Regions from separate parts of the Mus musculus genome. Here all the other regions are linked to region 5. A link is a loop called in an ENCODE intact Hi-C map of the cell type or tissue named here. Cell type or tissue: heart. All regions are shown on one strand. Links, peaks and the distances in the headings refer to the core of each region. The heading gives the core; the rest is flanking DNA.

Region 1 (6,553 bases), core at 570-5,569, 83 kb after region 5:
GTATCATTAATGTCTTTTTGTTTGTTGTTTGTTTTAAACCAATGAGAAAAAGCAAGTTTCTGGGAGGGAAAATAGGTGCTAAGAGAAACTCAGAAGAGATTCAGGTGGTTCTTTTTGATGGAATTCTGACTACTAACCAAACCTAACTCTTTGTAGTGGCATGAGGCAATAAAGATTAAGAAGTTGGATCAAATATTAAAATTCAATGTAAAAGCTGGTTTAACATAGATTTATATCTTAGATACTTTTTCCTCAGCCTAATATTCAAAGATATGTAAGATGTAATACATTCATTATATCTTAAAATACCAAGGTCCTTTTTTTTTTTTGACTTGTATATGTCATACCATGCCTGTTCTTAAGTATATCCCCAATTACCAGTTTAAGTCAGTTTTTCCTTTGAAAAGTTTTACATGAAGAAATTGTGATTTTTTTTTTTTAATTTTAATTTTAATTTTTTTATTTTTTTGCATCTTGGTTTTGGCTACCTGTGTTCTTTTACCAACAAGTATGCTATGTGTTCCTAGCAGCTCTTTTCGGTCACTACAAGCAGCCTGTTGTCTTGGCATTCTTTTCGGTTGTTTCTAAACCTGTTAGCCAGACCAGTCTGTTTTCCTGGCTGTCAGACGGTAACAGAGGATGGCGTAGTCTAGCATCTTTTCTTCCAGGGACACTAAATCCCAGTTCTCTATTGGCTAGGCAGCTGTGTGAATATGCGAGTTTCTATCTCTTTCCTTTGTCAGTCTTATAGATGGTAGGTCCCAACGAAGACATATATTTTAGTTGGATTTTAATTTCTTGGTACATCTCAGTGGTTTGGGTTCTCTTTGTGTGTATGTGTGTGTGTTTATAAAAGGCACAGCTATTTTATTAAGTGTGGAAAATCATTTTTCTGATCTTATGATGAGTTGTTACATCTGACCATATGAAATACTACACGTAGCCTTAGACTTGACGTAAACTGCACCACTTAGGTGTCACAGCTTACATCCCTCTAGTGTCTTAATTTTAGCCTTGTGGTATTTATAAAATTCTGAACTTTACTTCCAGATGTTACTCTATGCACATAAAATACATACATTCTATATTTATGATAGAGAAGGTGGACTTGTGTTTAACTACTTAAAAGTACATTTCACCTTCATGGATATGATAGCTTGGTGCATAACTGTTGGCACTAACCCTCCCAACAGTAACTCTGTAATGAGGATGCCATTCACGTGCACTTCTGAGGGGGTTTCTTTTTCACACAGCTGCTTCTAAACAAAAGTCCAACAGCCATTTGCCAGCAAACAGCCAGGATGTACAGGGTTACATCACCAATCAGTCTCCAGAGAGCATTGTAGAAGAGGCTCAGGGAAAGTTAACAGAACTGGAACAGAGGATAAAAGAAGCCATAGAAAAAAATGCACAGCTGCAGTCCTTGGAGCTGGCTCATGCTGACCAACTCACCAAGGAGAAGATCGAGGAGCTGAACAAAACGAGGGAGGAACAAATTCAGAAGAAGCAAAAGATTCTGGAGGAGCTGCAGAAAGTAGAGCGAGAGCTACAACTGAAAACTCAGCAGCAGCTTAAAAAACAGTATCTAGAAGTTAAAGCTCAACGAATTCAGCTTCAGCAGCAGCAGCAACAGTCTTGCCAGCATCTGGGACTATTTACTTCTGTTGGGGTTGGAGAGCAGCTTTCCGAGGGAGACTATGCACGGTTACAGCAAGTGGATCCTGTTTTGCTTAAAGATGAACCCCAGCAGACTGCTGCTCAGATGGGTTTTGCACCAATCCAGCCTCTGGCGATGCCTCAAGCTTTGCCTCTGGCAACGGGTCCCTTGCCTCCAGGGTCCATCGCAAATCTTACAGAACTTCAAGGAGTGATAGTTGGACAGCCAGTACTGGGCCAAGCACAGTTGGCAGGGCTGGGGCAAGGAATTCTCACTGAAACACAACAAGGGTTAATGGTAGCCAGCCCTGCTCAGACCCTCAATGACACGCTGGATGACATCATGGCAGGTGGGTTTATATTGTTATGAGCAGGTATCAAATATGATTTGCTTAAGGCGAGTAAGAGTGTGCCAGCATTTTTTTTTCTTTTTCTTTTTTTTTCTTTTTTTTTTTTTCCTTTTTAAAAAAAAAAAAAAAACATTGCTCAATATTCAACTTGAGAAGTATTTTTTTGGACTCTTGACCCATTATGTCTTTAGAAAAACTACATTAAATAGTTCTCAGATGGCTACAGGTCAAATTAAAGATTAGCTCATACACTGTAAATGAACAAATCTGTCATGGCTGGGAATCTGTTTTTCAGTAGTGGGTTGAATCTTGGTTTTTACTTTTGGTTTTGTTTTTCCACTTTAAGTTCAGAACACGGGTTGGGTTTTGGCATTTTTGCTTCTGTATTCATACCAATAAAAGGGAAATTGATAAAAATCTAGGTACAAAGGTAGTAGGACATATTAGGAAGTCTACTTGTGATTGAACAAAAACCCAAAACTTTTATACTAATGTACCAAGCTTCATGGTGGCTAAAGACAAGCAAACAACAATCAAAGCAGACACTTTGACAACATAAATAAAGTATCAAACAAGTAGAGTCTGATTTTACTGTATGTCAGTAATTTTTATCCCCTGTGAATGTTAATGTATAGTCTGTTTCTGACTGTATTATGGGAAGATATTTTCCCCATGGTAAATGACATGTTTTTAAATGTGTAGCCAGTAAGATTTTATTCTATTTTAACAAGGACTGCACTTTAAGAAGAGTGTTAATATTGCTTATTTGGGATTGCAATTTTGTAAATTGTTTAACAGAGTAGAATAAGATTTCATAAGGATATAGGTTATAAGAATGCTAACTGAAATAATTTTTCTTCAGGAAGAAAACTTGATAAGGAAGGGAGAAATAAATAGTAAATGGTTGTTGAATTTTGATACGTTTCTTCTGCTATTTTCCCATTTTTTACATTTATTTGTTTTTACTTGGGTTGTTTAGTATTTCTACTTTGAAAACTCTGAGAAACATTTATTATGATGGAGTCATTATTGTAAGGTTCCTTTCTTGAAAGAAAATATGCTGTGTAGTGTTTAGATGTTTAGATTGAGATAACATTAAGAAACTGAGAAAAACAAGTATATGCATTTCAAAAACTGTTATAGTTTCCCAATCCTTTTATTTTTAATTTTCTTAGCAATATGTAATATGAAAATCTGTTAGAGGCTGGAGAGATGGCTTAGTGTTTAAGAGCACTGACTGCTCTTCCAGAGGTCCTGAGTTCAAATCCAAATGATAGCTTACAACCATCTGTAATGAGATCTGACGCCCTCTTCTGGTGTGTCTGAAGACAGCTACAGTGTACTTAGTTAGATACTATAATAAATTTTTTTAAAAAAGAAAAAATCTGTTAATCTTAAGAGTAAAACTACACCAGTAAGATTGCTAGTAGTGACTTATAATAAGAATTGTAACAATCTTAATATCTATCAGTATAAGATTTTCCAAAACTTAAAGCCCTGTTAATCATCTCTAACTAGTCATGATTAGATATCTAATAAACTTTAAAGACTTTAACATTGAATGACCATGCATAGTAGCATAAATTAATACTATGTCCATTAAGTTAGATTGTAATTCCTTATTATCTCAGGTTACCAAAGGGTTTTAGTTAAGTTTTAAGTGTTATTTATTGATGAAATGAAGACTTGGTCGTTCTATACCAATGACTGTTGGAAATTTGTTTTTAATGTGCTATCAGAGTTTACCTGATGTTCATGGGCTGATGTAAAAATTTTTAATTCTGATAGTCATCAGATGTTTGTAAAGCAGCATTTTCTATTGATTCATTTATTCCCAAAATTTCTGTCTGTGTGTTCAAGATTTTTCCTTTATAAAAGTTGTTTTTGTTTTGTTTTGTTTTGTTTTTTACTTGAATGAAGATTAGATTTTAGAGTTACGACAAATTTGTTATTTTCTAAAAAGGTTACTTTTGTATCATGCTCTTCTGTGTGGGTAAAGAGAAGTGCCTAGCAGAGAAAGAACAGAATTAATCTTACTGTCTGCCTGCAGATCATTCCTACCTAGTATCTCATTCGTATTCACATGCTGTGCACATACATGTGTGCACTCTTACACACCCCTTTTCTGTATTCTGATTGTTTGAACAACTTCTGATCGTATTTGTCCTTTGAGTTGACTAAAGATCCTTTTCACCTCTTATGTTGGGCTTCGTGTGTAATGAAGCCTCAATTGGGCTTCTTCCCTCAGCACTGTCCCCTAATTCCTTAGGTCTCATTTGTTAGGTTTCTCCTAGGACTCTCTCATTTCTTCCCAGTACTTAGCTGGCTAAGTCTTTAACCTGCCTTATTTCCCATACTCACCAAAGCAAAACTGGGTACTTGTTTAACTTCCCCTAAAACATGCTTTTGTTCTGTCTATATACTTTTCCAATCCCACTTTTAACTTTTCAAACATGTGGTTTTTGTTCTCTAATTTGAATTTTAAAATGTAAAGAAAAGAAAACGGAAAAAAAAACAGCTTAATACTAGAATTCCTTTAGCTATGTAGATGTTTAAAGCTTTTTCTTTTTATCTATGTAGTACATGGTGGAATGGTGAGCACTTACTCTTGATAAAGCAGTTTCAGAGGTACTCCAAAGGAAATGAGGGTTTTTTTCTTCAAAACTTTAGATGAGATGAAAAGAATTAATTTGAAACATTAAAAGTAGTTTTTTTATGTTCTCTAAAATACATTATTCCAGTTGGAATGTGGATTAATTTGCTAATTTTTTAATCCATTTAAAAATCATAGAATAAAAAGTTTGTGAGGGCTAAGGATATAGCTCAATTGGTAGAGAGCTTGTATAGCATCCATATATACCCTGGGTTTGATCCCCAGGACTCAATAACTCCACCTGTAGTGGAACAGTTTTACAATCCTGGTACAGAGGAGGTGGAGTCAGCAGTTGTGGACATTCAGGGTCATTTTTAGCCATTTCTTTTTTTTGAAAGCCTGTCCAAAAGAAACATGTAATCTATCTTAAGAGCTGTAGATTTTATATGATTTTGAAATTCATATATAGGATAAAAAATTTCAATGAAATTATTTGATCCTTAAGTCTGTGCGGTGGCTCGTGCCTGTAATACCAGCAATCTTGAGGTAGATTCAGGTCAGAATTGCAAGACTGACAATAAATAAATAAGCCAATCCTGAACAGTTTCAGAGCCGTTAGATAATCAGTAGTACATGCCCCTTATCTTGGTCTGCTTCCTTAATGATTAAAGTGTTATGTTTGGTTTTTTTGTTCCTTGTTTTTCTTTTGACCTTTAAGTGGACTAAAAATGTACAATCATAGAGTTTGTGTTGCTATAATGTACAGTGTATGTTTGTGCCTGACCTAAGGATTATATGTAAAGTAGATTTCTTAATGGATAGTCATGTTTATAACTGTTGGAAGATCAATTTCAGTATTATTTGTGGCAATATAAGTTCTTTTTGCCTGGTTTCAGATTCAGCTGTGAAACATAATTGTTTTCTGTCTGTAGCCGACAATACTTGGGAAACACACATCTACACTCTATTCAGAGATTACTGTCCAAACTTAATACTAATGCAGCAGCATTCTTACTGTGGGTGAAGAGAAGATGTTCTCACATTGACTTCAGAATTGAGTTATCTGGAGAATAAAATCCCTTAATCCAACTTCCAGTCTGTCCTATGCTTCTTTAGCATTCTCCACCTCAAGTACAGACTAGCCATTATTTGAATCATATAGTGGGTGAAATAAGATCATACCAGATTTCCTACATAGAAACATCAGGGTCCATACTGGGAGGATGATTGTGTAAAATATATTTATTTCTAGCCTAATCTTAATTTTGTTCTGTCAGTGTGATTGTCCGATTGAATGTAAGACACTTTATTCCTCTCAGAATAATTCTTAATGTAAGAAAATCTATATCTGTGTGAGAGTCAAACTTTTATAGTTGAGAAAACCATCACACCGTGTTTCAAAGTTACTATTGCCCTGTAGTAGTTAGTATATTTTGTGTTTCGGGTAGTTTTACTTTGAGGATCTTCCATCCCAAAAATGAAGTAACTTTTATTTGCTCCAAAATATAAGGTATGAAGTTGCCACTTTTTAAAAAACAAAACAAAACACCCTTCCCCTTTCATTCTATCATTTATTCCTTTTCTAGTAATTTTAGTACATAAAGCTTTTGTTTTCAGGATTATTTTGATTGGAATATTTTTTGTTTACTTTAAATAAAAGAAAATTTGTCTTTCAGGTGGATTTTATGGGAAGTGTATTAATCAATATACATTCTAATTTGGGGTTCTCCTCCAATCAAAAATCATCAGAGAATTAGTTATAATAGCATTTTAGAGACATTTTGTTGCAAAAACTCTTTAATACTTTAAAATATCTCTTGCTAACAGTGTTTCCTCCTTATTAAGTGCAGTTATTTTGTTCAACAGCAGTCAGTGGAAGAGCATCTGCAATGTCAAACACTCCTACCCACAGTATCGCTGCTTCTGTTTCCCAACCTCAGACTCCAACTCCAAG
Region 2 (6,553 bases), core at 734-5,733, 62 kb after region 5:
GTAAACAAACATTTTTCATTGCTGTACACTTGGAGTTAAATAAAGAAAATACTTCAGACTTCACTTCTCTATTTTTTAAATGGTTATATGTCTACATATGTGGATGTGTCCACAGGAGTATAGGTTGTAAGTTTATGTAAACTCCCCAAAGTAGATGCTGTGAATTGAACTTGGGTTCTTGGAAAGAGCAGTCTTTATGTACTTTTAACTGCTAGGTCATCTCTACAGTCCTCTTTTCATTAATTTTTTGAAATCTAAGAAAATATTTCCGCAACATGGTTACTTGTTGCTGAACAGTACAACTGGCAAACGGTCACTATTAATTTGGATTTTTAACATTCTCAAAAGTGACTCTAATGAACCTACCATTTAAATTGGTACTTGTTATAATGAAATAAAGTTAAACTTTGATGCATAAATTGTTAAAAGTTTAAAATTCTTTTTTTTTCTTTTCTTTTCTTTCTTTTTTTTTTTTTTTTTTTTTTTTTTTTTTTGGTTTTTCGAGACAGGGCTTCTCTCTATAGCCCTGGCTGTCCTGGAACTCACTCTGTAGACCAGGCTGGCCTCGAACTCAGAAATCCGCCTGCCTCTGCCTCCCAAGTGCTGGGATTAAAGGCGTGCGCCACCACGCCCGGCTAAGTTTAAAATTCTTATTTGCTTAAGCCTCATAACTTCCCAATATTTACACTTCTCTGATGAAATCATTGGTGATACTAATAAGTGTACTTTCTGCAATATTTTAGTTTAGTATTTAACATGTAAACACCAGTTAATAAATAGCTCTTGTAGGAAGTGTGTTCAGTCCTTCATAAGTGCAAAAAAGTCAGGAAAGTCAAGTGTTTAATTAATTTCCTAAGCAGCTGGAACTGAGAAGGGTACAGGATTTATGTTCACAAGCTCAGGTATATCTCATTAAAACTTGAAAGAATGCATATGATTTGAGGAGATAAAAGGATTGCAGTTGCATAATGAGTTATGCTGTTTTGTTTTGTTTTGTTTTGTTTTGAGACAGAGTATTTCTGTGTAGCCCTGGCTGTCCTGGAACTCACTCCATAGTCTAGGCTGACCTCAAACTCTAGAGATCTGCCTGCCTCTGCCTTCTGAGTGCTGGGATTAAAGGTGTATACCACCACCACCCTTCGAATAATGAGCTCTTTAAATTGTCAACATTGATTTTCTTTTTATTTAAACAATGGGCTTTGGCTGTTTGAATTTATTTAGTATTGCTACTATACTTATCATTGGTAATTAAAATATTTTTCTACCTCTGATCTTATTTTGTTTTTGTTCCCCTCCCTGATTTCCTGTCCTTTCTTTTTCTTTTTTTCTGTTTTCTGTATCTGTTTTTTTAGGTGGAGTCTTTCATTTTGGACCAGGATGATTTGGAGAATCCAATGCTGGAAACAGCTTCCAAGTTGCTTCTATCAGGCACTGCTGACGGTGCTGACCTCAGGACAGTAGATCCAGAGACGCAGGCTCGACTGGAAGCTTTACTAGAAGCTGCAGGTATGCTGTGTATTCTTCATAGTTGGATCTCCTCTGTTATCCCTAGCTTGCTACTTAACTGTAAGTGTGCTACTCTATGTTTTGTGTAATGACCATTCATAAATATTAATTACATTTCAATGGAAGTGTCATGACTGAAAACATTGTCATGATAAAATTCACTATGGATTAACATTGGTAAATTTAAATAAAGTTTTAATTGAATTGAAATCTATATAAAATTTACATCCCACTTTTTGCCTTACTAAAAAGGACTTTATATACATGATTCTCAGTACTTAATAGATACAGTATTGGAATTTGCGTACCCCCTAAAGACTCTGATTAGTACTCAGAGTTATCATGTCCAGAGCAGTGGAAACTAGCAATTCCCCTATTTATATTCACAGCTAAAGTGCTGCTTTCTGTCTTCTGCTTGTGCCATACCTGAGCAGGTCTGCTTAAACACTCTGTTCTTCACATTATACTTTTTCCCTGAAGATGTCATTGTTCAGAATGGCCTTGTAGCCATGTGTGATGACTAATAATCTAAGTAAAGTATTTGGGAAGCTGAGGCAGAAGGCTTGTTACAAGTTTATTTCAGTCCAGGCTAGCCTAGCCTAGTACACCAAAGAGGCCTCTAGACATGCTATGTAGTGTTCTTTAATCTAAGAAAATTGTAATGTGTTTTATTTGGAAAATATATTAGGTAAGATTCAGTGAAGCATAGCTTTTTTGCAGTGCTGTTGACTGTTATTATTAATGAATAAACTGTATATTAATATCTTTAACACAGAGCACACATGAAACTAGGTTATAGTTTGGAGAAACTTTTACCTTATGCTGGCACAGCCTTACCCCATGTACAGTGCAGGCTATATTCTTAAACTGTGTTATTTCCATAGAGTGGATTTTATTTTCTCCTTAAGAACATTATTTTAATTAGAGAATTATATATATTATTTCTTCTTCCTCCTCATTCTGATTTTTGCTTCTCCATTCATTTCTTTTCCTTTTTCAAACAATAATTTAATTTCATTCTTTATGTGTACTGCTGTGGGGCTGTCATCCCCTGGAACTGGATTTACAGACAGCTGGGAGCTGTCGTGTAGGTGCTGGGAATTGAACCAAGGTCCTTTGGAAGACCAGCCAGTTCTCTTAATCGCTGAGCCATCTCTCCAGTCCCTTTCTTTTCCTTTTTAATGGAAAATTTCACACAAAAACTTAGAATAGCATAACAAACCCTCTGATTGTGATGTTCAAGTTCAGTAAGCATAAGTACTTGGGTAGTCTTGTTTTATCTTACTCATTACACTTTGTTGATATTTTCATGTTTTGTTTTGTTTTTTTTAATTTGGAAGTTAATTCTTCCTTCAGTTTTTTGCTGTTTGGATTTATTGATTGATTGATTGATTGTGTATGAGTACACTGTAGCTGTCTTCAGACATACCAGAAGAGAATATCAAATCTCATTACAGTTGGTTGTAAGCCACCATGTGGATGCTGGGAATTGAACTCAGAATTTCTGGAAGAGCAGCCACTGAACCATTGAACCATCTTTCCAGCCCTCCTCATGTCTTTGAATATAGGTCTAACTTTTATGTGATTTCATTTATAAATTCTTCCATATGTATCTAAGGAGTTCCTTAAAAAGACAGCCATAAAGACAATCAAGGGGAAAAATAGTAGAAATTTACTATTAATATTTCTAAATATCCTGTCATTGTTTAGAATTGATGAATTATTTTATATTGTCTAGGTTTTTTTGTTTGTTTGATCGATTTTAGAATGAGTTTCTGGTACTCTTTTAATTATTGAGTCATTTCTACAGCTCCAGAACACTTTTCTCCAGAGAGATGTGTGAAATGTGCAGATTTTTTTGTTGGTTTTGATGTAGCTGTAGTTGGTGGTGGTGGTCTCTGTTTTATTCCCTTATTTTTCCTGTTAGGGGCTAAAGTTTCTGAGATCTTGTGAAAATGTCCTGCTGTCCTCATGCATAGTAGTTTATGAGTTGAAGTTTAGTTTAAAAAAATCATTACCTCTTATTTTTAAACTCATTGCTCTTTAGTGTTCCAGTTGAAGTTTGATATTACAGTTGTGATAGTTTTCCTCATCTATACACTTGTTTTCAGGCTTTCTCAGAATTTGTTTCCATTCGAAAATTGGTTGCATTGCGTTGTCTTTTCAAATCATAAAACTTTCTTTGACCCTGAGTTCTGTTATAACCAATAGCAATGACATAAAAAAAAACCAGATTTCAAAAGATACATATCTCTTTTGTCAAGTGATGCTTTACATCCTGAAATATTCACTGATTTCCTATTGCGTTATTATAATTTATTTTTAATGCAGCCATGAGAAACAATATTCATTTGCTTTTTAATTTCTGTGTATCAGATATTAGGACATAATGTGTCTGAATTGTCTTGTCTTAAGATCTTGTAGACTGAAGCCACCTGTGCTAAGTTTTTACCTATCTACTGTGAGGGAAAGTTTATTTCTAATTTCATTGTGACTGAGAGATCAGTTCCTGGCTATGGTAGTTCTGAGAGCACCCTTCTGTCCCACAGACACTCAATTGGATCTCCCCTTGCTTTCTTAGGGTTATGCACATTGCTTCATCCACAGATCCTCTTCATCTTAAAGACTTACTTTTTAAATTCCCTGCCTTTGTTATCTCCAGGCAAAGAATTCTTTCTACTGTCCATGAGTTTCTGATTGGTTTGGACTCACTAGGATAATCTGTTTGATATAGTATAACTTCATGTTGGGAGTAAACTTTATTATATGTGTAGTTTTGGGAGGTAGACTGTAGAAATTGATTCAATGGTTTGTAGCACTTAATGTTCTTGAAAAGGACCAGGGTTTATTTCCCAGCACTTAAGTGCTGGCTCACAACCACTGTAACACCATTTCCAGGGGAGTTGATCCCATATTGTGACCTTTCTCCTCATCATGCATGCACACAATACATATACATTGCATACAGTAAAACACTTAAAAACATGTAAAAAATAAATAAGCCCAAGGGAAATAAACAAAAGAATAGTATATAGGATATGTGTAACAGTGTTAGTTGGTAGAACATTTTGGTTTTCCTAGCTGTGATTACACACAGAAGCTTTTATTTCTTTGGGATCACTAATGTATTAGTATGTAAGTCTTCCCTCTAAGTCTGTTGGACTTTTTTTTGAGAGACATGCTTGCAAGTTTTATAGTCTTTGCATAATAAGCTTGACTGCCAACATTGTGGTCCTGGGAGAGTACAAAGGAGGCTGAGGGCAGAGTAGGGGTACTCAGAATGTCGGCATTCACCCTCTGTGCTCCTCCTTACCCAGTCGGGGTCCTTTGTTTATGATCTCCTTATTTCTCTTCACTAGCTGTGTATCAACTTAATCTACTCTAGTTACCTTCCCGGTAGTAACTTAGATTTAATGATGTATCTTAGTTTTATCAAGAATGGAATTCCTTTTGCATTCTAAAGTCTATGAGGAAAGGGAGAAAACAATTATTCTCTCTTATTCTTAAATCAAACCTAGATATTGTGATATATTCTCTGTGCTAAGTTTTGTACTCCTGAGACAGAGTGCCTTAGGTCATGCATCCAAGAACATATGGCATGGATAAAACCTCTAGGTTCGAGGAGAGTTATTTACCTAAAGATTAGAGACAGATATATCCAGTATAGTATATGAAGGTTACTTGTTAACATACAGGTTTTAGTAACCTAAGTTTTGCTTTGTTTCTGTTTGGGTACTTCCATATTGCTGTGAAAATACTGTAACAGGAATAGGCAAGTTATCGACGGCGGATGGTAAAGCCTTTGCAGACCCTGAAGTGCTCCGCAGGTTAACATCGTCTGTCAGTTGTGCGTTGGATGAAGCTGCTGCTGCACTTACCCGGATGAGAGCTGAGAGCACAGCAAATGCAGGGCAGTCGGACAAGTGAGTGCTTTGTGTCGTGTTCCATACAAACGTGGTTTTCATAGGAATGAAAATAACTAATATTTGTTAAGCTTTTTTTTCTTTTGCCTGATACTGTGTCTACTTAGTGTGATACCTTTTTTTGTGTATATGCCCAAAAAATCCATACCTGTCAAACTTCTTAACATCAGTTCTATAAGTAAGCTGAGAGAGAGATCTTCAAGTCGGTGGAGTGTGCACCAGTCTATAAGTAGTGCTGGCAGCAGTTAGGGTCTGGCTGGCGGCTTTGTTAAGAGACTTTGCTGCTTTCCTCGGAAGCACTGAGTTTAGTACCTGGCACCCCCATTGGGTGCTGACATCTCTCACCAGTGGTTTGTACACACAGAAACATACACATAAAATTTAAAAATCAAAATAAGACTTTTCATTTACTTAGGTTGCTTTTTATGTATTAGTGACAAAGAAGTCACTGCTAGTCTATCAATTGTGTTACTTTTTTTCAGTTTATTTGTATAATTTAGACCCTTTTAAAGGATGAGGTTTAGTATTTGCTTTCTATTGTTTTAAAAGAGTCATAAAACCTTGTTTCTAATAATCTGAATGTCAGGCCAGGAGACCTTAACGTGGCTCTCATGCCTTGTATCTGTGCTTTTAGTCTTATTAAGGATTCAGTGTAAGTAATATTTTAAGGTTTTCTAGTGCTTTATAATGAAAACCATATTTCATATGTAAAATATGGATGTGTTGGATGTGTTGTGGAGCATGATCGAAGCATCTGAAGAAGTAGCCTCGTCCAATTGAACATGAAGCTATATGGGGAGATAGCACAGTGGGTGAAGTTATTGCTGAGCAAGAGTGAGGACATGCGTGTGACTACCCAAGCACAAGGAAAGCCAGGCACAGGAAGTGGAGACGAGAGAAGTCCCAGAAGGTTGAGGGCCTGCTAGCCTGTCCTGTCTCAACAAGGTAGAAGAGCCCTGACTGTGAGGCAATTATAGAAGTAAATACTTCCCTACCTACTCATTTATTAACATTACTTGCTCCCATCTTGTGATACTCTTTTATGGATGTAAGAACTCCGGTAGGTTTTTATAATTAGTTAGGTGTCTTCCATATTTTATGAATTTTTTAATTTCATATAAAAT
Region 3 (6,553 bases), core at 677-5,676, 160 kb after region 5:
ATTTCTCTGTCCTGGAGCAGATTTGCTGCCCTGTCTCTTCACTTAGTTCTTTGAGGTAAGTTTGACTTTATTATTATTATTATTATTATTATTATTATTATTATTATTATTATTAGTGTGTGTGTGTGTGTGTGTGTTGGCGGGGGCGGGGTTGGGAGCATAGTTCTGTCCTTCCACCTCTACGTGGTTTCCAAGGATCAACCTGAAGTGAGCAGGCTTGCCCTCAAAAGTGCTTTTAGCCTCTGAGCCATCTTGCTGGCCCTGGTCTAGTCCGTTATGGTTTTATCCAGATAGGCTGGATACTGTTCGGTGCCCCAGGGACTACCCTAGGTAGAAATCTCAAACATAACTGGACCATTCTGCCTCATATCTTTGAAATGGAATGTTGTGACAAACATTAAAGAAAATATCAAGAAAGCAAAAGGTGTGTGTGTGTGTGTGTGTATGTGTGTGTATGTGTGTGTGTATGTGTGTGCTTGTGTGTGTGTGCGTGCATGTGTATGTGTGTATGTGTGTGTGTACATGTATGTGCCTTTTGCTGTTCTTTATTTTTGAGAGTGCAATTTAATTGTATTTTCTGCTATTAATTGACAAGAGAAAACATCTGAACTTTAAACTGTAAACTTAGCTGGGGCATTTCTCAGAAATAGAAATCATAATTCTAGTTTTTCCTGTTTGAGTAAGTTTGAGTTTTAAAAGTTTAAAAACAAAAAACAAAAGTGAACCCCTAGCCTGTCATGATGGCACAGGCTTTTAAATCCCAGCATTTGAGAGGCAGAGGAAGACGAATCTCCGAGAGTTTGCGTCAGCCTCATCTACAAAGAGTTCCAGGACAGCCAGGGCTGTTACACAGAGAAACCCTGTCTGGAACGAGCTTCCCATGCCAAATAAACAACAAAATAAAAGGATTGAAAACTGGGGTCTGGATTTGAGAAATTTTTGTCTGGATTTTAACATTTTGGATTATGGGCCATTAACGATATATACAGATTCAGCAATAAGATCCTTTCCATTTCTACATTGTAAGAATTTGTAAATGTCAGTAGAAATGATGGAGAAGGTGATGAAATAGAAGTATACATGACAACACAGAGAGAAAAGATCAATGTACAGAGAGTGAGTTGTTTTGAGACATGTCCCTTTATGTAGCTCTGGCCGGTCTGGCACTAATGTGTAGCTCACACTGGCCTTGAACTTGCTTCAAGCAATGCACTTGAGCATCTCAAACTGGGATTAGAGGACTGTACCACATTTGGGGTGCTCAGCAACAATGTAAATGCAGCGTGGGGGCCCGACAGTGGCACATGCTTTAGTTGCGGTGCTTGGGGGCGGGGCAGGGCAGGTGGCTCTCTAGGAGTTCTTTCAAGGCCAACTTAGTCTACATAGTGAGTAGTGAGTTCTGTAACAGCAGCCAGGGCTACATAGTGGGACCCTGCCTCAGAGAGGGGGTGGGGGGAAGAGAGAGAGAGAGAGAGAGAGAGAGAGAGAGAGAGAGAGAGAGAGAGAGAGAGAGAGAGAGAGAGAGAACAAAAATTGACAAAAGTTGATTTTATACATTTAGTCCCAGGGCTAGGAGAGCAGAGGCAAGTGGGTTTCTGTGAGTTTAAAGTCAGCCTGTTCTGCATAGTATATCAAGTTCCAGGGCAGCCAGGGCTACATAGTGAGATCTTGTTTCAAAAAGAACAACAACCAATCAATAAATAGTAAGTAACCATAGCAAAAGCTAAGTCTTATACAATTATTAATAGGGATATTTTATTTTCCTATATTAAAATGTGTAGGATTCACTAGTCTCTATGACTTTCTGAATTTAAAAATGGATAAAGTCTATTTACCTTTGACAGAAAAGTATTTGTGCACACAGTTTGTCAATATACAGTTTTTGATGAAACTGGAACCTCTGTAATTATTCTCATTAACCAAGATCTTAGGCTGTGGGTGTGAGTCAAGTGCCCCCCCCCCCCACACACACACACTGTTAGTCAATCAACTAACTAAATTAGAAACAGCCTTGACTGGCCTCAAAACTCATAGAGATTCTTCTGCCCTGTCTCTCAGTGCTTGGATCAAAGGTGAGTACCGCCAGGTGTGGTGGTTTATGCCTTTAATCCCAGCACTTGGGAGGCAGAGGCAGGTGAATTTCTGAGTTCGAGGACAGCCAGGGCTACACAGAGAAACCCTGAAAAACCAAAACCAAGACAAAAGAAAACATGAGTACCGCCAAACCCAGCTTAGTTTATTTCTAGCAACTGTAGGTTTTAAAGAATATATATGGTCATTTAAAGATTTGTTTATTTTATGGATGTGAATACACTGTAGCTGTCTTCAGACCCACCAGAAGAGGGCATCAGATCTCATTACGGATGATTGTGAGCCACCATGTGGTTGCTGGGATTTGAACTCAGGACCTTTGGAAGGGCAGTCAGTGCTCTTAACCATTGAGCTATCTCTCTAGCCCATATGATCATTTAAATAGTAAAATAAAGATTAACCTAAAAAAGGGTATCACTGAGAACAGGACCTCATGTGAACAGTGAAAACAGAACAGATTTAGTCTTTAGCCTTTTGTTCTTTCGGCTTTGATGACTCTCACTGCTGAGAGAGTCTGGAAGCACACACAAAAAGTCGATGAGCTACAGGTAATTCTTGTAATTCTGGTACTTCAACCACCATGCAGGTTGTTTTAGACAGTTAGCCCAACACTGCCCTCTAGTGGCTAGTAGAAACACGCCAACAAGCATTTTACGGTTTTCAGTTAACAAAGGACATTTTTTTCCCCCTGTTATTTTCTTTTTTCCTTAATACACACAGATATTTCTTCTGGGTCTTATTATACCATACACTTTTAAATTATGATTTTTTTGTTCGTAGGAATTTTTAATTATTGACCAGCTGCTTTTTAAATCATATAGCTGTGAACTCTGAGAATTTAAATAAGTGATGTTAGATCCCCTGTTAGAGAGTGATAATAAATAAGGGACCAGAGGGTGGGAATGCATTGTGTCTAGCCAGTCTCTCTTATGCCAAGCTGAGCTGCCTTTTAAACTCAGCTGCTTGTGGCCCAGGAGGCCAAGGCTTTTATCCGCCATAGACGTGAGTTGTGGACTCAATTGTACCCAGGAAGCTTCCAGCAACTTCTTATACTCAACTCACTCTTGACTTTCTTTCCACAGTCATTATCTTGAGTAAACACAAGGCTTTGAACTTTAGGACTCTATTACTCCAGTTGGTGCTACAAGAACAAGATGTGTATATGATTAAAACATCATCCCGATCTTTTATTACAAAGGCTTGGCACACAGAAGAAGAGCTTTCTGGAAATGCACTCTTTGTCCCTACCTGGCAGTGACCGTAGCCAGGAGGATCTGATGTAACTTGTGGCCGGTGTATGGTGTGCAGTGTTCAAAGGGCATGGTCTTATTTCCATCAAGGCTGGCTGGAGTTATTGGAGCCCTGACGTTGCTGTCATTGCCGATAACCCAGTAGTAAAACTGTGTCCTTTCTGTTTACACTTTTCTCATCGTGTCTGTGAAGCCAGGACAGGTAAACACATGGGATTGTGGGACAGGGAAGCGCAGTGGGTATATGGACCATTTACACATCCCCTTGTTTGTCTTACTATGTTACCTTGAAAGCTTTCGCAGGGCTGGAGACACGCGGCTCAGTGATCAAGAGTACATGCAGAGGACTCAGGTTTGGTTTCTAGTACCTGTATGGCAGCTCACAACCATCCAAGTTATGGATGCATATGTGTAAATGCAGAATATAATAAAATAGATAAATGAGAGACAGAGGGAGGGGGGTTGGGGAAGGGGAGGGAGGGGAGGAGGAGGGAGAGGCAGAGGGGGAAGGGGAGGTGAGGGAGAGGGAGAGAGGGGAGGGGGAAGGAGAGGGGAGGGATAGGGAGAGGGGAAAGGGGAGGGGAGAGGGAGGGAGAGAGAGCGGGAAGAGAAGAGGAAGAGGAAGAGGAAGGGGGAGGAGGAGGGAGAGGGAGAAATCACTTTATTAATCAGTTTTCTAGTCTGCACAGAGGAAACAATTGGATTTTGAACTAACCCTTATGAGACACTCAGGCTTTGTCAGATGTAGAGGTAAGAGGTAGAGAACAGCCCAATTGTTATGCTTCCCGTGGGGAGAGCAATGTAAAAGGACCCAGTGTGAGCAAGGGGGCTCGATTCAGTTTTCTTCATCTCTTTTCTTCCTCCCCCACCCCACACCCGTTGAGGTTTCCATAAAGTTGATATTGGTAGGAAGGCAAAGCTATTGAGGGGATCTTGGGGTTTTAACAACTTGCAACTGGGCTAGAGAGGTAGCTCAGTGGTTAAGAGCACTTGCTGTTCTTCCAGAGGACCAGGGTTTGGTTCCCTCCATGCGGGTCTGGCGGCTCACAATTGCTTGTAACCCCAGCCTCAAAGGCACATTTTCTTGGTACCTGGAGGTACCATACATACATGTCATTCAGAGAGAGAGAGAGAGAGAGAGAGAGAGAGAGAGAGAGAGAGAGAGAGAGGAACAACAACAACAACAAAACCCCTGTTACTAAGCCAAGAGTGTGAGAGCAGCTGAGTCTCAGTGCTGGAGAGTTAGAAGCCGAAAACTCGCTTCCAGATAAGTGTAGCTCTTACTCCTCATCAAAGAAACTCCTTTTGCTGCAGGAGACCATTGCAGCGGTGAAAGCTGTTGTCGAACAGCTGACTGTGGTGTGCCCGTACCCGGTTAATCCATCTATAACCCAAACTCAGGAAACAGTGCAGAAGAGTTGGGGGAAAGATTGTAAGAAGCAGTGGTTCCCACTGGAAAGTCTGACGTTTGCAGGCATGGAAGGAGGACGGAGAGTTCAGGCTCTTTCTCAGCTACACAAGGAATCGGAGGCGACTTCCGGCTGCACGGGAATCTATGCTTAAAAAACCCAGCAAGGAAACAAACAACAAACCAAAAATGAGTGTATCCTGATCTGGGTGTGGTGGTTCATGCCTGCCTGTAATCTCAGGGCTCGGGAGGGGGTGCAGAAGGAGTGTGAATTTGAGTTCAGCCTATGCTATATAGTAAAACCTTGTATCAAAAAGACTGAAGGGATATACGCACGCCTTTAATCCCACCACTAGGGAGGCAGAGACAGGCGGATTTCTGAGTTCGAGGCCAGCCTGGTCTACAAAGTGAGTTCCAGGACAGCCAGGGCTATACAGAGAAACCCTGTCTCAAAAAGCCAAAAAAATACAAAAACAAAAACAAAACTTCACTGTGACATTTTCATGTACTTGGTGTGTTCTGATCACATTCACACTCTGGTCCCCTCTCTTGCTCTCTGAGCTCCAATCCGTTTTTCTCTAGTCATCACCTTTCTTTCCTACCTTAGATCCTGCTTACTGAATGTAAGAGGAAATGTGCTGTTTGTCCTTCTGACTCTGGTCCAGCTCCAGTTCCATCTGCTTGTTCACAAGTGGCTTCATTGTGTTCCTTGTGATTGTACATATAGACATCACGTTTCCTCTGTCTGGTCACCCACTGATGGACACGTGGGCTGTTTCTGCAATCTGACCGTTACGGGTAGTGTTGGGAGGAGCATGACTATACAGGTATCCCCATGACAAGTTGACGATGGTGCTTTGGGGTACAGGCCCATATGGGGTATGTTGTGTCTGGCCAGCTGCTCGAATGTCTGGGTTCTAGTCTGGAAAGGCATCTTGGAAACCTGGAAGAGAAGAGGGAGCTAGGAGGGCGAGAAAAAGATGTAGCTAAGACAGTCATTCTGATCAAAGCTCAATTTTTTATTTCCGACACTCAGTTATGAAGGAGGGGAAGGGGCCCGATTCACGCCAAATAATCCTGGAGTCCAGTAGCAGGGTGACCACGTGTATGGCTCCGGAAAAGCAAAGTGGCAGGCTCCAGCAGTGGGCGTGGCAGAACGATTGAGTGGCAAGCTCCACCCCAAAGTAAACAGTGAAACCTGAGCAAGCAGGTTTCAGGCTGGGGAGGGGAGGCTACAGGGTATACCTAGATCATATGGAAGATCCATTTCTAGCTCTTTGAAGAAATCCTGAACCACTTTTCATAATAGTTGTACTGATTTCCATTCTCACAGTAACCCCTGCCCCGTTGCCCTCTTTAACGTTTCCTTGCTGTTCCGTGACTGTCTTTGTCAGGGTTTCTATTCCTGCACAAACAACATGACCAAGAAGCAAGGGTTTATTCAGCTTACACTTCTACACTGCTGTTCATCACCAAAGGAAGTCAGGATTGGATCTCAAGTAGGTCAGGAAGCAGGAGCTGATGCAGAGGCCATAGAGGGATGTTCTTTACTGGTTTGCTTCCCCTGGCTTGCTCAGCCTGCTCTCTTATAGAATCCAAGATTACCAGCCCAGAGATGGTCCCACCCACAAGGAACCCTCCCCTCCTTGATCACTAATTGAGAAAATGCCTTATGGAGGCGCTTCCCCAACTGAAGCTCCTTTCTCTGTGATAACTCCAGCCTGTGTCAAGTTGACACATACAACCAGCCAGTACAATTGACCCCTTGTCAACTTGACACACAAACACATCACTAGTAAGCCTC
Region 4 (6,553 bases), core at 821-5,820, 1.8 Mb before region 5:
GGAAAGAGATTATTTGTAGTTTACTGAGCAAAGAAGTTTTAGAAGTGCATACTAGAAAGGAACAGGTCAAATTCAGATAAAAGAGGCTTTTCACTAGAAAAGAAAATGAAAAAGAAAGAATGCAGAGCCATTCTGAAGACGATACAATTTAACTTTGCAGCACTGTAAGAACCTAGGTCGTGCTTTCCCCTCGGCCGTTCTCCTGTATAGGAGGCAGCCATGGCGCCCAGCCGGAATGGCATGATACTGAAGCCCCACTTCCACAAGGATTGGCAGCAGCGAGTGGACACTTGGTTCAACCAGCCGGCGCGCAAGATCCGCAGGCGCAAGGCCCGGCAGGCGAAAGCGCGTCGCATCGCCCCTCGCCCCGCGTCCGGCCCCATCAGGCCCATCGTGAGGTGCCCTACAGTGAGATACCACACCAAGGTCCGGGCTGGCAGGGGCTTCAGCCTGGAGGAGCTCAGGGTGGCTGGCATCCACAAGAAAGTGGCTCGCACCATCGGCATCTCTGTGGACCCGAGGAGGCGAAACAAGTCCACGGAGTCACTGCAGGCCAACGTGCAGCGCCTGAAGGAGTACCGCTCCAAGCTCATCCTGTTCCCCAGGAAGCCTTCTGCTCCGAAGAAGGGAGACAGTTCTGCTGAAGAACTTAAGCTGGCCACCCAGCTGACAGGACCTGTGATGCCCATCCGGAATGTGTACAAAAAGGAAAAGGCCAGAGTTATCACAGAAGAAGAAAAGAACTTTAAGGCTTTTGCCAGTCTCCGAATGGCCCGTGCCAATGCCCGACTCTTTGGCATCCGAGCAAAAAGGGCGAAGGAAGCTGCAGAGCAAGATGTTGAAAAGAAAAAATAATTCTGTGTTGGAGAGTTGCAATAAATTTTCCATAAAGCAAAAAAAAAAAAAAAAAAAAAAAAAAGAACCTAGGTCGTGGATGATTATATAGTAGATGCTCAAAGCCTTGGCTAGTCAAGCACGTAGGCCAAATCAAATATGGACAATTAAAGCACCTAATAGTACACCATGCACTCCACTGAGGCTCTATAAATCCATGTCAACTAGTGGCCCGTGAGCCCTGCTGGACTTCCCGACAGACTCAGAACTAACTTTGATCATACAGTAACTCAGTGACCTCGGTCCTCAAAAGACAGACTACTGATTCAGTTCTCAGAGCCAGTGAAGTAAAAGGGCATCCCTCTCGTCTCTCTTTACATGTTCACCACGGTGACACTGGGCATCAGTATAAAGTCATGATGTAAAACTATGATACTGATCCATGCACACTGAACCAAGCATCCCAGCTCCAGCTCCGCAGTACCAACTGCACAAGTCACTTTGCTGAGCGGAGAGTGAGGAGGCTTGACCTCTCGCTGCTCCAGGAGCCTCAGCTTCAAATTCCTCTAACGCTGAAGAACGCATCACCTCTTCCACAGAGGTCACTGTGACAAGGCCGAAGGATCATCTCAGCCTAACCTACTAGAGTCAAGTCCATCCTTTCCTGAGCATCTACTAAGGGCTGCACTTTCATGTTTCTCAACTTTAAAGACTCATTACAGCCACAGGAGCCAGCACTTTTTACTTAGAAAGCATTAGCCTTCCCAGATCTGTCCAAGTCAACCAAGCCTGGAAGCCTGGATTCAAATCAAGGTCTCATTTCAAAGCCAGCTCTTAATTTGTGTGTCTCTGACAGACAAACATCAGACAAAACACAGAAAGGTTAAAGAGATGGGCTGTGACTGTGGTGAGCTAAAGTCCCTGGCTTTCCAATAACAGCAGCCTTGTTGCCATGTGGGGAGGAACAAGGGAAGCCAGGTATTGGGGGAAGAGGAGATCTGATTTTCAAAAACAACACATGTGACAGCCTTCAGCTCCGTTGTAACCTGGTGGGAAGTCTGGCTCAGTGGCAGAATGCTTGCCCTCCATGTAATCAGGCCCTGGATTCAGTCCTAGGCCTCCTCCATCTCCCTCAGTACTAACTACATGCGTAAACTACACTAACTACATTAGTACACTACATTCGTTAGTTAACGTAATCCTAACTTAATTAATGTGGGTAATCTTATTTCCAAAAGGGCCAGCTAACAACTGAAACCCGGGATCAGCAATCAAGTCTAAGCTTAGCAGAAAGCTTAGTTTCTTAGTTTCCCCCGTAGTAAATTCTAGCTCCAAGATTCTGGTCAAGTTACTTTAATTCTCTCTTCATTAGTAAAGACTCCATCCTATCTTGCAGGTCCTATTTTATGACCCTTCTGAATCCACAAAACAGAGCTATGACAACTACCCAAAGTTTGTCTTTAAAATGTCACACGCGGTTTTTTTTTTTTTCTGTATATCTAAATTCATTTTTCTCAGGTAAGCCATCCACAGCAGTTTCCAATTGGCTCTGCAAACTTCCCAGGAAGTGTATCCTAAACATAAAATCAAATGCCGGTTTTCCATGTCTTAATAATTAAAAAAGAAAAACATTAACAAATCATGTCACCAATAGAGCAGAAGAGTCCCTAGAGTGGTTAGCGCGCAGATCACTACAGCGTGCAAGAGGAGTAAGTATTGCCCCATGACACATTTGGGTGAACCTGAAAAGTAGGGTCTGAACCACCAACCCTAGGCAAACGCCCATTCTTACAGCTGATGGGGCAGGAACAGGTGGCATTGTGCCCCAAGAATATCGTTTTATTCTTAGCCACAAGCCTTCGCCAACAGCTGGGTCTTAACTTCCTTCCAGCCCCGTAGAGCCGGGTTTCAGCCGGCACCGAGGCTGGCCGGCCGACAGGTTAAAGGGAAGGAGGGAGGGGCCGCGCGGTCCGTCGCCGTGCCGGGTCCCCGAAGCCCTCCTGTCACCACGGCCCGGGCTGCACCGCCGCGTGGGGAGCTCGCGCGTCCGAGCAGGGGGAAGGAAAGAAGGCAGGCGACGGGAGCGGCGTAGACGCCCCGATCTCACCCACCCAGCCCGGCCCCAGCCCGGCCCGGCGACGCTGCGCTCACCGTCTCGGCTTCAGTGTGCTGGGGTCCGGCACTCTGACCCCCCATCACCCCACGGAGGAAATTCATCTTGTCGCTCAGCCGCCGGCTTCACCAGCCCCTCTGCCAAAGAAAACACGACCGCCCCCCGCCCCCCGTAGGGCCTAGCCCCCGAGCCGGCTCTCCGCACTCCCCGGCCTCCGCCACCGCCGCCTCCTACTCAGCAGCCTCTCCGGCCCCCCGAGCCCGGAAACAGCCGCGGACACCAGCCGCGGTGCGCATGCGCGGGGACGTGGCGTTACGTGGCGGCTCGAAGGGCGAAGGCAAAAGGGGAGAGGAGGGAGCCCCGGGCCGCAGGCCACGCCCACCTGCCCGGCCCCACAGGCCACGCCTACCAGCAGGCCTCCCACCACTTGGGCACGCCCCCTCCTCCTCCTTGCGCTGCTTGCTGCTGCTGGCCGCGGTCACCCACGTGGTCGCAGCCCTGCCCAGTCGGCTCCCGAGGCTCTGATTAGACTAGGAGCATCGGCTGGTAGGTGTTTTGTCGCCGAGAGCGGGACGGACTGCAAGCTGTCAAACCTGAGGGTTTATTTTTGTTGAGTCGAAAGTGAAATTTTCCTTTGGCCGGCGTGACAGGTAAGGGGGAGAAGGGTGTCCTGTCCCCTGGAAGATTCGTATGGTTCTTTCGGTTAAGCGGTACGAGCGAGGTGGCCTTTTGATCCTCGCAAATTGCATTTCTACCCAGGGCTTTGTTTGGTGGTAAAGGGGGTGCTAGAGACCCCTCATTCCACTACCACTCGAGGGCGCGTTTCTAAGTTCTTGCTCCTCAGCCCCGCTAAAAAGAATTCCTTGATCTAAACACCAGGTTCTCCGCTCATTTTCAAGTGTGAGAAGTAACCCCCTTCGTTTATCTCTAATAAGAGGTTGGAAATAAATTGTTCCATTGTGTCATTTTGGTAGCATAATGCCCCCCTTTTTAAAATTAATTCTTAATTTCTACGTTTTCAATGGTTTTAGCAAGCAGAATGTCATATTTCCAAATCGCTATACTTGTTCTTTCCAAATGAGGCTGCCAGGTACACATGGTTTTGCAAATTTCTTGACTCTGAAAGGGAGTCTAGTAAACCAACTGACTCATGCCTCTCTTGGTTTCAATTCCCCATAGGTCTCAGATGTGACGATTAAGACCTATGTCTCCCCCAGACTCCCTCTAAAAAGAAATCAGTATGCTTCCACGGTGTGCCCTAGCGTGCTCAGTAGTACCTCTACCCAAATAATCCCCTAGTCTGTAAGGAGGAATCCGAAGACTCCGGCTTTCCTCCTTCACCTGTCCAATGTTGAGTGTATGGTGTGCAGGAATATTTCTCAGATTCTTCCACACTGAGATTACAGCAGTAGGCTCCTAACTAGTTTGTCTACATCCAGCCCTGGCTTCCCACAGTACACCCTTGGGTGAGCCCAAGAGGAAGTATGTCAGTCCTCTTGTTAGAATCCTCCAGTGGTTCCCCGGTTTATATAATGACATCCAAACTCCTTAGTTTGGCAGACACACCTGTTAGGGTTGAAGCGCCAGTGTCCCTCAAATACTCAACATGTTTCTCTTGCTTTAGTATGCCCTTTCCCTCTTTGTGGGGCAGATTCCTGCTAGTTCCTTAAGCCTCCACTTCAGCGTCTCAGGAGAGAGTACCTTGAAATCAAGATGCAGATTCTTTGCGCTGTCACTTTGCCGCCGACACTGAATTCAAACTTGATAAGCCAAATCTGATGACCCGGCCATTTGTAAATCAGTTGCTAGTGTATTTACTAATCATGGAGTGATTTTGATGGATAGGTGAATAAATTGTTGAATGAACATGTGACTAGTATGCTAAGAGAGACGATCTGTTCTGCCCGTGAATGACAGAACACACACCATGCAGGCCGTAGTGATAGATAGTCCCAAGGTCGTAAGCCTGGACACAGAGCATGGTGGGATACTATTGCCAGGAATACTGTGTGCCACTATTGTCCTCTGCTTGACATTTTGCTTTAGACATTTTCCGTGGAGGCATTTTGTTGCATCCTAAAAAATGTAACCATTAAATTGTCACCAGTGACCAAGGAAAGCCTGCTAAGACCCTCACCTAGCATTCTCACCTTGCCCTGAGCCTGACCTCTCCTCTTCCCCAAGTCTCACTGTCCTACCTTAAGGGATGAGGCTCTGGTACGATCTGAGGGGGCTTGGAGACATCTCTGTTGTTTGGTAATGGAACACAGGACCTTGACATTGTTACAAAATTGTTTTAAGGGACAAACCTCGTTGAAATACCTTGTTTTAAACTTTGTTGGACACAGTAGTCATGACTTACGAGGAGGTGTCCATCATTTGACCTGTTTTATTCCCTAACATTGGGTCCTGGGCAGGAAGGACAGGACTGTGGGCAGGAAGGACTGAGAGATGGAAAGAAGGAAGGGCAGAGGGAAGGACTAAGGGACGGCCAGTTGAGTGCAGAAATGATGAGGGTGACCCACCACATTCCCTGGTCTCACAATCTCCGTTCTGTTCTGCTCACTTGAGTTTTGAGGTCTAAAAAGAGGCAGATAAAGTATAAACTCTTATTTATGCCCCAGGAAGGATCTGAGGGAACCCAAGCAGGGAGCAGCCATGAAGTGACTCCTTATTTAAGAAGAGGGTTACGTATTACTCCATCAACACTTTGATGTCTAGAAAGAGTTAAGGACAATGTCTTCCTGCTTGTGCTCTCAAGCCGTGTGGCAGAAGTCAAGAACATGGTAGTTGCTGAAGAACCACTTGTGGAAGCAAGAGAAGACAGGAGAAAGTTGTAACTGACTCTTGGAAGGATTCCGGGATGGTACCGTAAATGGTGTGTGGGTTTAGTAACATTTCCACAATCAGAAACTCCGAGTTGATGAGAGTAATTTCCCATTTCCTAAACTAAAACTGACCAAGAGCATCTACTAAAATTAATTATTTTGCAATCCATTTTGTTTTGTTGTTGTTGTTAAAACCAATTTCCTTCAGTGGCTGGGCTTGTCAAGCCTCTTTTTCTGCTTGAAAACTCAGCAAAAAGCATGAGCATCAGAGGGCTGGAGAGATGGCTCAGAGGTTAAGAGCACTGACTGCTCTTCCAGAGGTCCTGAGTTCAAACCCCAGCAACCACATGGTGGCTCATAACTACTCGTAATGAGGTCTGATGCCCTCTTCTGGTGCATCTGAAGACAGCTGCAGTGCACTTATGTATAATAATAAATAAATCTTAAAAAAGAATATGCATCATAGCATATGATTGTTTTATAGCTTGGAGGCAAGGAATTGTCTATGCCTTAGAGCAGAGCTTCTCAACCTTCCACATGCTGAGACCTTTTACTATAGTTCCTTGGGTTGTGGTGACCTCTCCCCCAACCATAGAATTATTTTTGATACTACTTCATAACTGTAATTTTGCTACTGTTATGAATTGTAAATATCTGATATTCAGGATATTTGATAATATGACACACGCACACACACCCGTGAAAAGGTTGGTTGACTCCGAAAGGGGACTTGACCCATAGTTTGAGAGCCACAGTCATCATCTGCGTTTGAAACACA
Region 5 (6,553 bases), core at 646-5,645:
AAAATAAATAAAATAAATCAGGCACTCAGCTAAACTTAGAAGTCTTAAAATGGTAACTTTGTCAGTTGAGGGACTTTTTTATCTTGTGCCAGTACATCTGTCTTTGATGTTTGCTTTATTTTCCTTATGTCACTACTCGTACTAGCCCAGAAATGGCTAATTCTGAGTTCAATAAGCTACATAAACATGACACGGTGGTGTACAGACCCATATAATCTCAGGAAGATCGCCAGTTCAAGGCTAGCCTGGGCTACACTGGAGACGTCTGTTTGAAGAAGAAAGCTACATTTCAATCGGTCTGCAAGTTTTCTAAGTACTCAAAATGATCTCAGAATCCAGACCGAGAAATGCATACGATGATGGCCCAGCTCCCACACCCACCTCTTCGGAAGTGTATAGTCTTAAAAATCACTAGATTCCGTTCCTGCACATTACAAAGGTGTACAAAATAGTCAGATTTAGGAAGCCTAGGACCCGAGACTCAAACTCGGACAAGAGTTTTCTAAGTGAGGACGTGATCGCTCCAAGGGATGGTGGAGGGGAAACAGTTTTCTTTTGGACCTGACTTCAGTCTCTCTCCTCTCACGAAGTTCTCTCGGAAGATCCAATGCTCTCTGGCTTAGGCGGTGGAGAAAATGGCCAGGCAGGAAAAGTCCATCCAGGAGGTCCGGGGCGAGGCCCCACCTCCCGGATCTGAGGGGCCAGGCCTCGCGCTCGCCCAGCTTCCCCCGCGCTTCTGCGCTCGCCCCCGACTTAGCCCGGGCCCCACTGCTCGCCATCCCACTGCCTCTGCTTCCCTGCGCCCACGCACGCACGCTCGATCGCTCGCTCGCTCGCGGGGGAGCCCACTCCCCGGCCCTGGAGTCTGCACTTGGGAGAGGCAGGCAGGGCTCCGCGCTCGCGCGGCCGCCGCGGCGCCGGCTGATGGCGTCACCCGCGCTTCCGCCTGCGGCTGCGTTCTAATACGAAGCCAGGAAGGAAGGAGGGAGGGCTGCAGGGCTGTGTGTGTGGGGGAAGTAGCGCGGAGAAGACAAGCCACCCAGGCGCTCGTTCGCCCGCCCGCTTGCTCGCTCGCTCGTTCATTCGCTCGCCCGCCCGCCCGCCCGCGGTCCCTGCTTGCGGTCCCCGCTCAGACTCGGTCTCCCCAGAGGAAGCCACTCCAGGCGCACTCCCCCGGCGGCTCCTTCCGGACGCCTGCTCGGCTTTCCCGGGCACGGCGTTCGCGCTCCGCCTCGCCCCCCCTCAGCCCTCCCGCTCTCTCTCCCTCCCTCCCTTCCCTCCCTCCCTCTCTCCCTCCCTCCGCCAAGCTCCCCGCCCTTAGTATCGCGAGACGAGGTGAGAGCTGGCGGAGCGGCGGCGGCGGCGGCGGCAGTAGAGGTGACCGAGGCGGTGGCGGCGGCGGCGGCCCGGAGCGCTGTGTCGGCCCCGGCGCGACCGAAGTCGCGGTAGAGCGGAGCCCCCCCACGCCCCTCCCCCGTCCGCGTCCCCCACCCCCTCTTCCCGCGGGGATGGAGAAGGCGACGGTTCCGGCGGCGGCTGAGGGAGAAGGGAGTCCCCCGGCGGCGGCGGCAGTGGCGGCCCCCCCCGCGGCGGCGGCGGCGGAGGTCGGCGGCGGGGCTCGCCCGGCCTCTTCTCCTCGTGGGATGGTGCGAGTCTGCGACCTGCTCCTGAAGAAGAAGCCACCGCAGCAACAGCAGCAGCAGCAGCCGCCGCACCACAAGGCCAAGCGGAACCGGACTTGCCGACCCCCGAGCAGCAGCGAAAGCAGCAGCGACAGCGACAACAGCGGCGGCGGTGGCGGTGGAGGAGGAGGAGGAGGCGGCGGCACCAGCAGCAACAACAGCGAGGAAGAGGAGGACGACGACGACGAGGAAGAGGAGGTTTCTGAGGCAAGGGCCTGGTTTCACCTCGAGGAGGGCGGAAGGGACCGTGGAGGGCCTAAGGTGGGAGGGGACTCGCGGTGGGACCGAGCCCTCGGGGCTTACGATCTGCCCTGAGGGACCGGGCTTTCGGCTGCCCCCTTTCTTTGCTCGGCCTGAGTCGTGAGGTGTGGGGACGTGGGGGAGGGTAGCTGACACGTGGGGGTGGGAGGACCGGAGAGTGCACGGAGTTGCCGAGAAGCTGGCTAGCCGAGGATGCTGCTTCGCAGGGTGAAGGGTGGAGGGATTGATTGGTCGGATTCCCGGGTGGCACTTTGGGGCCGAAGGGTGGTCTCTCTGGGGCCAGTAAGGCCACCTCATTCCCGGGGCGGGGGCGGAGCTAAAGCGGGAGGGGTAAGATAATAGGTAGGAGAGTCTCCGGGGGACCGACTGCGAGCTTGGTAGTTTTCTGTCAGTGGAAGGTGGCCGGGAGCAGTTGTGGAGGGGCGGTAAGATTGTAATGGACTCGGAGCTAAGTATTTGTATCTGGGAGAGACACGTGAGAGGCTGTACTTTTCCATACTGTTTTGCTGCAGGGCTTTTTCTTTTCTCTTTCTCTCTCTCTCTCTCTCTCTCTCTCTCTAAACTCGTGGCTGCTGAAGTACTCTTCGCTTCCTCGATTTGTGAAAGATTTATGGATGAGCCGATCTTCTATCCCTCCATATGCGTTTACAAGTGACTTAGTACGTAAAAATTGTTAGGTGCTCTGCGTGTATGTGTAATAATCCATCGGGTTCTCCCTTAATAAGAAATAATCAAACCATACCCCGCTTTTATTTAATTAACTTTATTTATTTATCTATTGTAAAGTAAGCAGGGATGAAGTGTCTGTTTTGCACCCGGGCATGGTTGTGATTGGGATAGGGAGGCCTTATGTTCTAGTGATCTGGTTTCATAACTCCTTATAGTTTTTCCTGGGTCTACAGACAGGCGGCGTTGTAGGACCTTATTCCTTTTAACCCAAAAGCTTAATGAACCATACTGATAGCAAACTATGACCTACCAGTTGTTAGTTCTTTTAGAACAAACCCTTTTGTCAATATTAGGAAATGGAAGCTTTAAACACCCAAATATGGAGGAAATAGTAACTCGAGGCAGCAGAGGGAAAGAAGCTGTAAAAGTTGATTCTAAAGAGAAGACTAATTGAATTATCCAGAAATACTGCGTGCCACACTAGAGCCTGGTAAAAGGCTGCTTTTGAGTTAATTTGATTTCTTCTTTCCCATCCAGGTTCTGTTTATGTAGAGACCTTGGAAAGAGACTTGAGGCTCACCTGTTAGCAATAAGACAAACATTTTTTCCCTAACCTTAGATGAAGCTACATCGTAGAAAAAAGTTCTAAGAGTAGGAATATATATACCTCCAAACTTGTCCCTTCTGTTATTTCTATTGGGCCTATTGTGGTAAATGTGTATGGGTAGTTTGTACTTGCTTATTGATTGATTCTGGACAGCGTGTTGCTCAGGCTTCATTGTAAGCAATGTAGGCAAGGCTTAGTGTCTAGCAGGCCTAAGGCCCTAGACACCCTTAAATCAAACAAACACAAAAGAGAAAGCAAAACTTTAATATTGAAACAATGATGAGAAGGACGTGATGGAATCCTTTTCTGTTTTGGTACTTAGAATTGGCCAGCTTTATAGTTCTCAGAAGTGGGAAAGACTTTTCCTCTGCAGCTCAGCCTCTTTATTTTAAAAATAAGGGCAGCAAGGTTTAAAGGATACTGGAGGATAGTGTCTGATAGTTGCAAAAGTAGGAATCAAAGTTTTTAGAGACTCAGTGACATCTGTACATTTTGTCTCCCTTCTGACCTATTTCAAAAACTGGTGCTGAATTTCAGGTTTAGCAACTGTGAGTAAACCACCAGTAGTAAGATTTTAAGTTTTCTAACATTAAGCTCTGGTTTGGAACAAGGCCGTATACTTAATGTAATACTTAAAGAAGAATTCTGCTACAAACTGCACCTCCCTAGGTAGTTTTGTCCATGACCTGATATTTCCTCAAGTTGTATAGATGGCTTGAAGCATGTGGGTATGTTCCTTTTGTAGGTCTGAGTTTTTCATCTGAGAATATGTACAATATGTACTTTGACCAGCTAAGACAGTGTTGATCCTTACTGTGTTTTGCACTGCCATCTTCACAAGTAAAGCAATAGGTTTGTCATTTGTTGGGTGAAATATATGTAATAAGAAAGCTGAGCCATTAAAGAAATGTCTGTAACACATGATGAGAAATGGGCATGATAGAAAGGACTGGCCTGCATGCTGTGATCAGAGTGAAGGGGTGAAGCTCTGAGCTGTGTGCTGCAACTTGGAGTCAGGTGGGCGGGTTGGGTTGTGCAATAGTTTCTTTTCTCTTTCACTGTCTTTACATGTCTTCAGAAGTTTAATTTTCAGGACTTGGGAAGTGTACTTTTTTTTTCCCCAAAATTATTTTGGCCTACACAGTTTACAAATGCAGATAATCTGATCCTTGAACTAATTCTCCTGTAAAAATCATCAAAAGGTTAGGAGAGCATCTGAAAGTGTATACTTCTGCGGTGTCTCACTTGAAGATGTTGAAGGATGACAACATGACAAAAAGAAATGTTAGCTGGACATCCTATGTCTGGTGAAAGAGGAAAAATGGGAGAGAACATGGATTTAAGTAAGAGCTTTATTTGTAAGTTTTAGTACCTAGTTGCAAGCCCTATTTATCCTTTAGAGTAGGTATCTCCAAAGTATCTCCGATTGGATGGAATGGTTTTGATGCTCGTATAGCCTCAGCTGTACCTGGAAAGCGTGCAGAAGATTGAAAACTTTTCCTCTCTTCCCTTCTTTTGGCACAAGACTTTACCTCTAAGTTGAAAGTCTAATTTGCTCAGCTTTCAATGGGCTACTGACTAGTAAGGAACAAAATATATTTCCCAACATAGAAACACGTTGTACATTGGATTGAACTAAATATTTACAAGAAAAAGGTAGAATTGGAAGAGTTTATACTTCATTTCAGAAATAATATTGCATTCTATTGAACACACTTTGGGATATGAGTGGAAGGCAGCTTTCTCTGAAGCACAATTCAAAGGGAGGAAATGTTAATGATAGAACTTTTAAGTTCAAGAGCAATGTTGTTGAAGAGAAAAGAATAAAATATAAGTATGGTGAGAGTCGATCAGAATTCCACCTATATTTGAGGAAAAAGATGTGCTTTTTTATTTTAAATAAGAAAGAAACTTAGTGAAGAACTTTAGACAATGAGGGCCAGTGAATTAGTGTTGACAGTACTGAGGATCTGCAAGGCCAGGAGACTTGCATCTGTAAAAGAGGTAGGGTTGAGGATGAGGGAGAAGGGGAAACTATCATTAAGACTCTGGACACTAATTTCTTGTTTCATTTCTTTTGTTTTTAATGGAAAGATGCTAGGCTCCACTGTTGTAAATACATGAGATCAGAATAGGCCAGAGAACCTTGCCTGTACTGTTTCCCCAGTTCTGTTTCTTCAACTAATGTAGCATTATTTTTAAAATGGATAACCTTTGAAGAATTTCTCTCTTAATTATTTCCTTATCTTCTATTTGAAAAGGACTTGATCAAAAAGAAAAAAAGGGGGGGGGGGGACAGCATACAGATCTGTTCCGTCAACTAGTATCAGTTTTAGGGAGAATCCAGAATTCATTTAGGGACTCATGAATGGAGTTCCTTCTTCCTTTCTTGTCTTCCTTAGCCTGTGAATAGCTGATGTTTGGACACCGTCAACCCCCCACCCCCCACCCCAACACCACCAGTTTTGTTTTGTTTTGAAGACAGGGTCTCACTGTATAGCTCTTTCTGTCCTACAGCTCACGCTGTAGACCAGGCTGGCCCTGAACTCACCAAGATTAAAAGATACACCATTATGCCCAGCAGTGTCTTTTAATTTCTTAATTACTGTGAGTTATGAAACTTGCCTAGCGAGAGAAAACAAGTTAAACTAATCATCATTGGCTATTGAATGTCTAATAGGTGCTTTATGCCTCTAATATTCTAACATACTTAAAAAAATAGTACTTGAGTGCCCATTGTGTATGAAGACTTAACTAATGGTTCTGAGCATGGACTGTATGTGGAGTTTGTATTCAGTTTTTTGACCCATCACTCACTGGTGTTGTGGTCTTGGATCAGTTACTTAACCTCTCTAGCTCATTTTCTTATATATAAATGGGGATAATAGATCCTACTTTACAGCAGTTAAGAAAGTGAAAGGAGTTAATAGTTTTCATGTTTTCTCATTTTACATCTCCATAACGCTATGAAGTAGGTGTCACCATGTTTATTTCATTATTCAAAAATGAGTTCCCACTGGGTATGTTTTAGTCTGCATTGAGCAAGCAATGATAAACAATGTTTTTAAAAGACATGTACATTAAAAAATGTACCAATGAGTAAAGAGAGGTTGGGAAAAGTGTAAGAATGAGGTTTAATGGTTATATATTCTGTTTAAGGAATGAGTTTCAGAAGTATAAAACTTTTGCGCCAGGACCAGTTTGCTGTGAAGCCTGGAACTCCCATGATAGAAAGGAGAGAACGGAGAGAACTGACTCCCACAAGGAGTCCTCTGACCTCCTCACCCCCAGTCAGCCACTGAGTTTTGAGACATTGATTTTACAGGCAGAGATA

What was found. A loop is a pair of places that touch in the nucleus more often than their neighbours do. Peaks named below come from ENCODE experiments on the same cell type or tissue, not always from the same donor. Only the 100,000 strongest peaks of a DNase experiment are listed, where the experiment ranks them.
Region 1: it touches region 5 in a loop (4-fold over the local background); 17 of 42 quality-filtered maps call a loop at or near these places.
Region 2: it touches region 5 in a loop (2.5-fold over the local background); 7 of 42 quality-filtered maps call a loop at or near these places.
Region 3: it touches region 5 in a loop (4-fold over the local background); 4 of 42 quality-filtered maps call a loop at or near these places.
Region 4: it touches region 5 in a loop (9-fold over the local background); 2 of 42 quality-filtered maps call a loop at or near these places.

What each region holds. Positions count from the first base shown.
Region 1 is chr5:90,278,304-90,284,856 of GRCm38, reverse strand. Ankrd17 (ankyrin repeat domain 17) reads left to right here. Exons shown (of 34, transcript NM_030886.2): 15 at 1,254-2,006; 16 at 6,466-6,553. Among named protein-coding and RNA genes, the nearest start is that of Cox18, 58 kb to the right of the region's middle. In heart, for the core only: a CTCF peak has its summit at 3,329 (motif pointing left); no DNase peak of the experiment used is centred there.
Region 2 is chr5:90,298,865-90,305,417 of GRCm38, reverse strand. Ankrd17 (ankyrin repeat domain 17) reads left to right here. Exons shown (of 34, transcript NM_030886.2): 2 at 1,353-1,506; 3 at 5,273-5,429. Among named protein-coding and RNA genes, the nearest start is that of Ankrd17, 64 kb to the left of the region's middle. In heart, for the core only: no CTCF peak of the experiment used is centred there; no DNase peak of the experiment used is centred there.
Region 3 is chr5:90,199,489-90,206,041 of GRCm38, reverse strand. It overlaps Gm35936 (a long non-coding RNA gene), which reads right to left. Exons shown (of 3, transcript XR_389324.1): 3 at 5,682-5,710. Among named protein-coding and RNA genes, the nearest start is that of Gm35936, 9.5 kb to the right of the region's middle. In heart, for the core only: a CTCF peak has its summit at 2,710 (motif pointing left); no DNase peak of the experiment used is centred there.
Region 4 is chr5:92,134,596-92,141,148 of GRCm38, reverse strand. It overlaps Uso1 (USO1 vesicle docking factor), which reads right to left and starts at 3,211. Exons shown (of 24, transcript NM_019490.1): 1 at 2,986-3,211. The coding sequence starts at 3,051. It also overlaps a transcript of G3bp2 not described here and the pseudogene Gm15710. In heart, for the core only: CTCF peaks have their summits at 2,860 and 3,737; a DNase peak (open chromatin) is centred at 3,378; H3K4me3 peaks cover 3,430 bases; H3K27ac peaks cover 1,408 bases.
Region 5 is chr5:90,361,003-90,367,555 of GRCm38, reverse strand. Ankrd17 (ankyrin repeat domain 17) reads left to right here and starts at 1,371. Exons shown (of 34, transcript NM_030886.2): 1 at 1,371-1,889. The coding sequence starts at 1,509. It overlaps Gm9958 (predicted gene 9958), which reads right to left and starts at 559. Exons shown (of 1, transcript NR_045618.1): 1 at 1-559. In heart, for the core only: a CTCF peak has its summit at 2,854; DNase peaks (open chromatin) are centred at 945, 1,295, 2,165 and 2,825; H3K4me3 peaks cover 3,143 bases; H3K27ac peaks cover 2,101 bases.